2 separate regions of the Homo sapiens genome follow, and region 1 is linked to region 2. Evidence: read pairs that join two places in POLR2A ChIA-PET (ENCODE). Cell type or tissue: A673. All regions are shown on one strand. Links, peaks and the distances in the headings refer to the core of each region. The heading gives the core; the rest is flanking DNA. Region 1 has its middle 33 kb from the start of PRXL2C. Region 2 has its middle 13 kb from the start of CTSV.

Evidence for each region. Peaks named below come from ENCODE experiments on the same cell type or tissue, not always from the same donor. Only the 100,000 strongest peaks of a DNase experiment are listed, where the experiment ranks them.
Region 1: POLR2A ChIA-PET joins it to region 2 with 27 read pairs; 1 of 35 experiments calls an interaction of 5 or more read pairs at or near these places.

The regions. Positions count from the first base shown.
Region 1 is chr9:96,686,597-96,690,986 of GRCh38, reverse strand. No RefSeq gene overlaps it. Among named protein-coding and RNA genes, the nearest start is that of PRXL2C, 33 kb to the right of the region's middle. In A673, for the core only: no CTCF peak of the experiment used is centred there; a DNase peak (open chromatin) is centred at 4,086; H3K4me3 peaks cover 573 bases.
Region 2 is chr9:97,049,654-97,054,043 of GRCh38, reverse strand. No RefSeq gene overlaps it. Among named protein-coding and RNA genes, the nearest start is that of CTSV, 13 kb to the right of the region's middle. In A673, for the core only: no CTCF peak of the experiment used is centred there; a DNase peak (open chromatin) is centred at 1,963; H3K27ac peaks cover 852 bases.

The DNA of each region.
Region 1 (4,390 bases), core at 139-4,138, 360 kb after region 2:
TCATATGTTCAAGCCCAGACTCAGTGTGCAAGTGACATGCAAAAAGATATGGTTACAGGGAGGCAGGATCACAATGGTAGTCATTATACCACATACAGTATTATCCAGGAGTCTTGAGTCCTTCTGAAAAAGTCAAACTTCCTCTCTCTTCCTTGGGGGCTACTAGGAAAGATCTTCTTCCCATGGTCAATACAACAATAAGGAGAGAATTTAAAGCTGCTAGATTGGGTAGGAAGTGGGCCTCAAGTAGAGAGTAAGGATTCAATGAGAGAAGAGGGACAGAAGGAAACCAGAGTCCTAAAAAAATGTTTGAGATACTGAACCAAGCTCTGCCTAAAGATTTTTCAGTCACTTAAAACAGGACATTTCCTTTTGCTTAAGCCAGTGGGAGTTGTATTACCGCTACATGCAACCAAAAGCATCCTCACGTGGTTGTGAAGACAAAGCAGATATGGTCAGAGAAAGTGTAGATACAGGGGTCAAAGAAGTTGTTATTTTTCAGATGAGACACATTGAAACGTGTTTATATGTTGAAATGAGGTGTTTATATGTTGAAATGAGCAGAGGAAAGACTGAAGATACAAGAAAAGAAGCTGACAACCAATAAAGTAATTCCTATGGGAAAACAGGAGGTAGTAGGATTTAGGACACAGGTGAAGGGATTATTTTCCTTTAAACAGAACGGTATGCCTGAGAGCAACTGGAACAACACAGACACTCAACAAATGTTTGCTGAATAAATGGATTGAAGAGTTGGGATCTTCTGATACCTCTTTCTCTCACAAATCAATATATGCCCAGTTTACAGAAAGCTACCTTAATCCATGGCATTCTCAGTCTTCTCAATCCACTTTTGGAAGATAATCTTGATTCTGGCTTTCAGATTACCTTGCTTTTGCAACCATGCACTGTTTACCCCACGTATTTCAGGAAGAATCAGAGGAATGAGTACCTAATCTTGAACTCATTACACAATCTTGAGTTCTCTCTCCCACCAGATCAGTGTTTTTCAAAGTATAACCCAGACAGCTTGCAACAAAATCACCTGGGGGCTTACTGAAATGCAGATTCCTGACCTCACTTATTGAGTTGGACTCTGAAGGAGAGAATCTGCATTTTAACATTCTCTGTTCTCTAGCTGGTCTTTACGCTGCTCCACCAGATGTAAACTGCCTAAGGGCAGGGGCAGGGTCTGGTTGCCTTTGTTTCCTCTGCACATTTCTTGGCATAATGTTTATCAAATGAGTACTTAAGTCAGGGAATCCGTGCTACTAAATATGAGTTCACAAATTAACCTTTCAGAAAGCACATCTTTATGATTCCAACAGTACGTTGATGTATATTTCAAATCTGTCATGTGTTGAAGGGAGAAAATGGTAGAGAAATACTGTCCTATATTTGGCAAGGCAAGAGTCTGACTTCATAACATCTTAAAACCTGCTTCTACTTATTAAAAAAAAAATTTAAATACAAGGAAATTCAAGTTTCTCCCTTAAGCAAAATTGATATGTACAACCCAGTCATAGAGTGTGAAGCCATGCTGGCAAACGTTTCTTCATGATTAATACCCAAGAGTTTTCCCAGGCTCATTTGTACCACCCTGGCCCTGTGGCCAATCCTGTCTATCACGGCTGGGAAAGGCTGCCTTGTGAATGATTTTTTTGTTTTGTTTTGGAGGCAGGGTCTCACTCTGTTGCCCAGGCTGGAGCATAGTGGTGCAATCACAGTTCACTGCAGCCTTGACCTCCCAGACTTAAGCAATCCTCTCCCACCTCAGCCTCCAAGCCCAACTGATTTTTGTATATTTTCTAGAGACAGGGTTTCACCATGTTGCTCAGGCTGGTCTCAAACTCCTGGGCTCAAGTGAGCCACCCACTTTGGCCTCCCAAAGTGCTGGGATTATAGGCGTGAGCCACTGTGCCCAGCCTGATCTTCTTTTCGTAAAAACAAAACAACAAAATGTATATATAGAAGAACAACATCAGTCATCCACCAAGATGCCTCCTGTGATGGTTAATTTTATGTCAAGTTGGCATAACCACAGTACGCAAATATGTGGTCAAACATTATTCCAGATGTTTCCATGATGTTTTTGGATGACATTAACATTTTAATACGTGGACTTTTGAGTAAAGCTGATTGCCCTCCATAACGTGGGTGGGCCTCGTCCAGTCAGCTGAAGGCCTGATTAGAACAAGATTGACCTCCCCCTAGCAAGAGGGAACTGCAGCAGACAGCTTTCAGACTTGAACCACAACGTCAGCTTTTTCCTGGGTCTTCAGCCTTGAACGGCAGCAATGACTCTTTTCTGTGTCTCCAGCCTGCCAGTCCACCATGCAGATTTTGGATTTCCTGGCCTCCTTAATTATATGAGACAATTCCTTAAAATAAACCTCCTTATCCACACACACACACACAACCTTTGGTTCTATTTATTTGGATAACCCTGACTGATACACCCCCTCCAATCACTTTGTACCACTTCTGTGCACACACACCTGCCCCTTCACTCAACTTCAACCTGCTTTCACTTTCAAATGCCCACACTGAAGGGTCATCTTGAGAGGACTGCCTTTGTTCAGCCTATTAAACTGCTTTCCCTAAATGTGCAGAGCTAGGCGTGTCTGCACACTTACATCCTCTTCAGCGGCCCTTAACCCATGAAAAACAAGGTAAGTGTATGAAAGCCCAGCTCCCTTGTCTCTGGCCGAGATAACTCTTGAGATATCACCTATACTCCCTAACTCCCCTGTGAAGTCATACTGAAACGATCCTTTGCAAAGGTCCGCCTCAGATTTCATACTTCTTGCCTTCCATTCCCCATCTTGCTTGCTCCACTTCTTTACGAGAAGTTTAGAGCCAAAACGAAGTTAACAGCCTATCGTTTTTTCCTGCCTTTTCTAATCCATTTTAATCCACTGCACTTATCTCTCTAAAATACACATCACATCACTCTTTTTTTTTTTTTGAGACGGAGTCTCACCCTGGTGCCCAGGCTGGAGTGCAATGGCGCGATCTCGGCTCACTGCAACCTCTGCCTCCCGGGTTCTAGCGATTCTCCTGCCTCAGCCTCCCCAGTAGTTGGGATTACAGGCGCGCGCCACCACGCCTGGCTAATTTTTTGTATAGGTAGTAGAGACGGGGTTTCACCATGTTGGCCAGGCTGGTCTCGAACTCCTGACCTCATGATCCGCCCGCTTCGGCCTCACAACACTCTTTAAATTAAAAATGCGTTTACACAAGGACAAAAAACCAAACACCGCATGTTCGCACTCATAGGTGGGAATTGAACAATGAGAACACATGGACACAGGAAGGGGAACATCACACACCGGGGACTGTTGTGGGGTGGGGGGAGGGGGGAGGGATAGCATTAGGAGATATACCTAATGCTAAATGACGAGTTAATGGGTGCAGCACACCAACATGGCACATGTATACATATGTAACAAACCTGCACGTTGTGCACATGTATCCTAAAACTTAAAGTATAATAATAATAAAATTAAATTAAAAAATGCGTTTACAATAAAGTCCAAACGCCTCAAATACGGTATTCAAAGCAATATTTTAGCTGCTGCATCCCTCTCCCGCCTCATCCCCACTTCACCCCTACGCACTTTACTGAACTTTCCGTTCTCTGAACCCAGAAACCGTTCTACCTGGAAGGCGCTTCCCTCCTCAAATCCTCGCTGTGTGTGACGCGTCCTCGAGGCCCCGCTCAACTGGCATTCGCACACCCAGACGTCTGCCGTGGGAGATTCGCCTCTTCCGAGCGGGCGGACGGTCCTGTTAAGACCCGAGACATTCCTGTTTCGCTCAGGTTAAAACTCTGAAGTACCTGGACTGCTCATTTGGATTTGGCTCCTGCAGACACACCTTTCGCCCCAGCATGAGAACTCGATTTCCCGCAGTCGCCATCCGGATGCCCAAAAATAGACCAGCGCGCGTCCCCGCCTCTGACGCTGTGCCGAGGGCGGGGCGGGGCGGGACGGGTCGCGCTTCGCCAGCGCGGGGCGGGCAGTAGGGGGGGTTCCTGGCGCTTTGCGCGCGGTCGCTGTCGCGCGGCGTGGTAGTGCGTCAGCCTGTCCGCCTTGGTGAAGAAGCGGAAAGGCCCGGGCGGCAGTGAGGACCAGAATCCGGTGAGGTCGAGGCACGGTGCTGGGGCTCCTCAGAGCATTTGGTTCCATTGCATTCCCCTCATAGCCGCAGCTTGGCGCCCCCTGCAGCTCGGCCTGGGCCAGGAGACACACCTTCCAGGCTATTAAATTAGTATTTGTAAAAATACACTGCAAACTTGGGAAGAAATTGCCACATCGCGGCCTGTGCAGCGGCTCACGCCTGTAGGCCCAGCTACTCGGGAGGCCGAGGCGGGCGGATCGCTTAAGGT
Region 2 (4,390 bases), core at 321-4,320:
GCATTTACCATGACCTGGGTAACAGGCACATTCAGCAGGTGAATATTCATTCATCAGAAAACCAGTCCCACATGGCTTACATATGAAGGATATCAATTGCTTCATCTGGGTTGCTCCACTTGGCATTTACAGGGGGAGAGGGACAGTTTCCCTTCTCAGGGTAAACAGACCTTACAGTGGCTTTTTTCCAATCCACCAGGTTGGCTGTTTCCTCGGAAATAACCTCCTCTGTGTCTGCATCATACATAGCCATCTGTGATGTTCAATAGTGAACTGTGGGTCCCTCATCGACCCAAACATGCTCTTGCACCCTGTAGCATACAAAACCAAAGACCCTGCTCCTAAGTCAGTTACTTCAGAATCCGCTTTAGTAAAAGCTAATGATACTGGTCTCCAAAATGAACAATTCCTTCCACCATACCCTCTGGTTTCAACAGTTACTTGGTTTTGTCCTCCCCCCGCACTGACTACTTTCTTGGTAATCATGGGTCTCAGAGGTATTTCTGTTGTCCCTGCATAATTTTCTCCTTTGTGCGTAGCTTTGAGGCTAGTGGCCAAAGCTCAGACTCACTGAAATCTGAGCTTGGTCTAGCATCAAGCTCTGACCCAGCACTCTCTTTTATTTTCATTTCAGCCGTCAGAAAAAGAAAAATATGAAAAAAAATTTTTTTGAGACAGGGTCTCACTCTGCTGTCCAGGCTAGAGTGCAGTGGCACTATCATGGCTCACTGCAGCCTCAGCCTCCAAGGCCTCCACCTCCAGGGCCTCCACCTCAGCCTCTCGAGTAGCTGGGACCATAGGTGCATGCTGCCACACCTGGCTATTTTTTTTTTTGAACAGTTTTTGTAGAGACAGGGTTTCGCTACATTGCCCAGGCTGGTCTCAAACTCCTGGGCTCAAGCAATTCTCCCACCTCAGCCTTCCAAAGTGCTGGGATTATAGATGTGAGCCACTGCAGCCAGCCCAGAAAAAAATGTTTAGGCGATTCAAGATGGCTGCAGGTTGGACATACAGGCAATAGATACTAGACCTGTAAGCTAAAGCTCAACCCTCCCCTGCAAGGCTGGAGTCTCAAATATTTCACTGGCAGGTACTGATGACAACATTGCCTATCAGATGAAGCCCAAAGGCAGGATAGAATCAATCACCCCTCTCCAGACCCTAAGATGCCTGCATACTTCCTAAGCCTTTCAACCCATAAACATTAACTGCTCATTTGCTTTATCTTAGGTACAAAGCAACTGAGCACCAGTAGAATTGGAACAATGTCACCTTTGCCTTACTCTTCCCGTCTTCTATATAAAAGAACACGTAAATAGAATTGGAACAATGTCGCCTTTGCCCCCTCCTCCCATTCCCAACATGTAAATAGTGCACGGGACACATTCTCAGTTTGCACTGAGTTTCTGTTTCTTGGCTATTAGTCCTCAAACTTGGCTCAGGATAAAAGTAAGTTTCTTTAAGTTTATAGTGCGTGTTATTTCAACTTTTGGTCTGCATAGCTATTACAGATAACAATAACCAAGGGATTGAATATTTTGCTTTTTACTTATCAGTTTGCATTTTCTTATGCATCCGGGGAACCAACCCCCTGAGAGTTGGATCCATCTCTAAATTCCACCGGTGGCCAAATGTGGTGGCTCATGCCTGTAATCCCAGCACTTTGGGAGGCCAAAGCAAGAGAACTGTTTGAAGCCAAGAAGTCAGCTGCCGTGAACCACAGTGGCACCACTGAACTCCAGCCTGGGCGACAGAGCCAGAGATCTTGTCTTTAAAAAAAAAAAAAAAAAAAAAAATTCTGGTTGACAGAGCAGGAGCACCATCATCTCAGACAAACACTGCCTCTTTAAGTTCCAGCTCCCTTTCTAGCCTCATGCATTTCAAGAAAATCACTTCTAACAACAAGCAGCCAGAAAAGCAGACAATGAAACACAGATAAGACAGCTCTGGCACAGAGCGGGGAGTGGGGGAAGTCTCTTGGGTAACTGCCAAACTTCACCCTCATACAATGGGCCCCAGTAAAACAGTGGGTCTTGATTAGCACATTCCTTTCCCTGCAGGGGCACTAAGATAGGAAAGCTAAAAGCAGACTCGGGGGATACGCCTGCAGCTGCAGGAAGATGTATGGGAACAGACACACAACTCTCCCTCCCAGATAAGCACAACAAAGAGATATAGAAGCAGTCCAAGCCTCTGATAAACTCTCCCATCTTGAATCCTTAAAAACTCTTAGTCTGTAAGAGAGTAGGGGCCAGGCACAGTGGCTCACGCCTGTAATCCCAGCACTTTGGGAGGCCGAGGCAGGTGGATCACCTGAGGTCAGGAGTTCGAGACCAGCCTGGCCAATGTGGTGAAACCCCATCTCTACTAAAAATACAAAAATTAGCCAGGTGTGATGGTGGGTGCCTGTAATCCCAGTTAATTGGGAGGCTGAGGCAGGGAGAATCCCTTGAACCTGGAAGGCAAAAGTTGCAGTGAGCCGAGATCATGCCATTGCACTCCAGCCTGGGGGACAGAGCAAGACTCCATCTAAAAAAAAAAAAAAAAAAGTCCTTTGACCTAACGGCCAGAATCACCTCTCAGGTTTATTTTCTCTAAAATATCAAGCCACCTTTTGTGTTTCTTTCTTCTTTTGTTAATTCTTACACCAGTAATTTTTACCTTTAGTAACTCAACAGCTCCACACTGTGCATGACCATGTGGCCACCCAGGAATCAAAGGATTCTGGTCTTATCCCTACCCTTGCATCCTTTCTTTCACCAAACCATGTGTTTCCATGAGCCAGAGCCAGTCTAACAAATCCCACTCCTCTGACACCAGATGTGAAACTGGAAAAACTCAAACTGTGTTTTTCTCTGCTTTCACACCAAAACAATCAACACAGAAGACTTCTGTGACTAAATAGGTGGTCCCCACCAGCAAATGAGCAATCAGTTTTGCAGTGGACACCAGCAGGGTGTTCTTCAATTTAATTCTGACACTATCTACCTGGAGACAACATCAGATCCCACAGGTTGAGGGCCAAGACCAAACCCCCACCCCTGAACCCAGCCAAAAGCTTGCCCTCTGGAACGTCTGCCCGACTGGCTTCAAGTGCATGTTCCCACAATGCCCTTTTTGGGTTTGATTAATTTACTAGAGTGGCTCACAGAACTCAGAAAAACTTACTTACATTTACTAGGTTATTATAAAGGATCCAGTTGAAGAGACGCGCAGGCCAAGGTACGGGGGAAGAGGTGCAGAGTTTCCACGCCTTTTCCATGTATTACCCACCAGGAACCTCCGTGTGTTCAGCCATCTGGAAGCTCTCTGAATCCTGTCCTTTTTGGATTTTTATGGAGGCCTCATTATGTCAGCATGATTGATTAAACCACTGGCCATTGGTAATCAATTGAACTGTGAGTCCCTCTCCCCTCCCTAGAGGTTTCGGGGGTGAGGCTGCAAGTCCTACCCCTCTAATCCTGCCTTGTTCTTTCCTGTTACCAGCCCCATGCTGAAGCTATTGAAGGGCTGCCAGCCACCAGTCAATCATTAGCAAACAGAAAGACACCATTTTGGTGTTTCTAAGGATTTTAGGAGTCATATGTCAGGAAACAGGGTCGAAACCAAATATATATTTCACAGTTTCACAAGTGGGATAGCAGGTGGGCAAGAATGGTTAAAGCAATAAACATGGTCAGTATATAGAATTTCAATGGCAACAATTTTCACAGAAAAGTTACTCTGCCTTTGGATTGAATGTCACTTCTCAAAGATATGCCAATTTTCATGGGAGAAATTTCTATAGATGGCTGACTATATCAACACTTGTGTTCGCTCGTTTAATTTTTATTTATTTATTTATTTAGACAAGAATCTCACTCTGTCACCCAGGCTGGAATGCAGTGGTGCAATCTCAGCTCACTGCAACCTCTGCCTGCCAGGTTCAAGCAATTCTCCTGCCTCAGCCTCCCTATAGCTGGGCCTACAGGCACATGCCACTATGCCTGGCTAATTTTTGTTTTTTTAGTAGAGACAGGGTTTCACCATGTTGGCCAGGCTGGTCTCGATCTCCTGACCTCAGGTGATCCACCTGTCTCGAGCCCCCAAAGTGCTGGGATTACAGGTGTGAGCCACCATGCCCAGCCTCTCATTTAATTTTTAATACTACCTTATGGGGTAGTTGATATTGTCCACATTTTGTAGTGGATGAAACCAAAGCTCTGAGAAAGTAAGTCAGTTGTACAAAATTTATGCCTACCAGAAATGGGATTGGAAATAGCTACATTCCAAAGCCAGTGATAATTTGGGTCAAGGAGTACTGATAATTGTTGCTCCTATTGGTTCATTTTCTACTGAGCTTCTTTTTTCACTTACTATTATTACTTTTATTATTATCTTGTGATTTCAT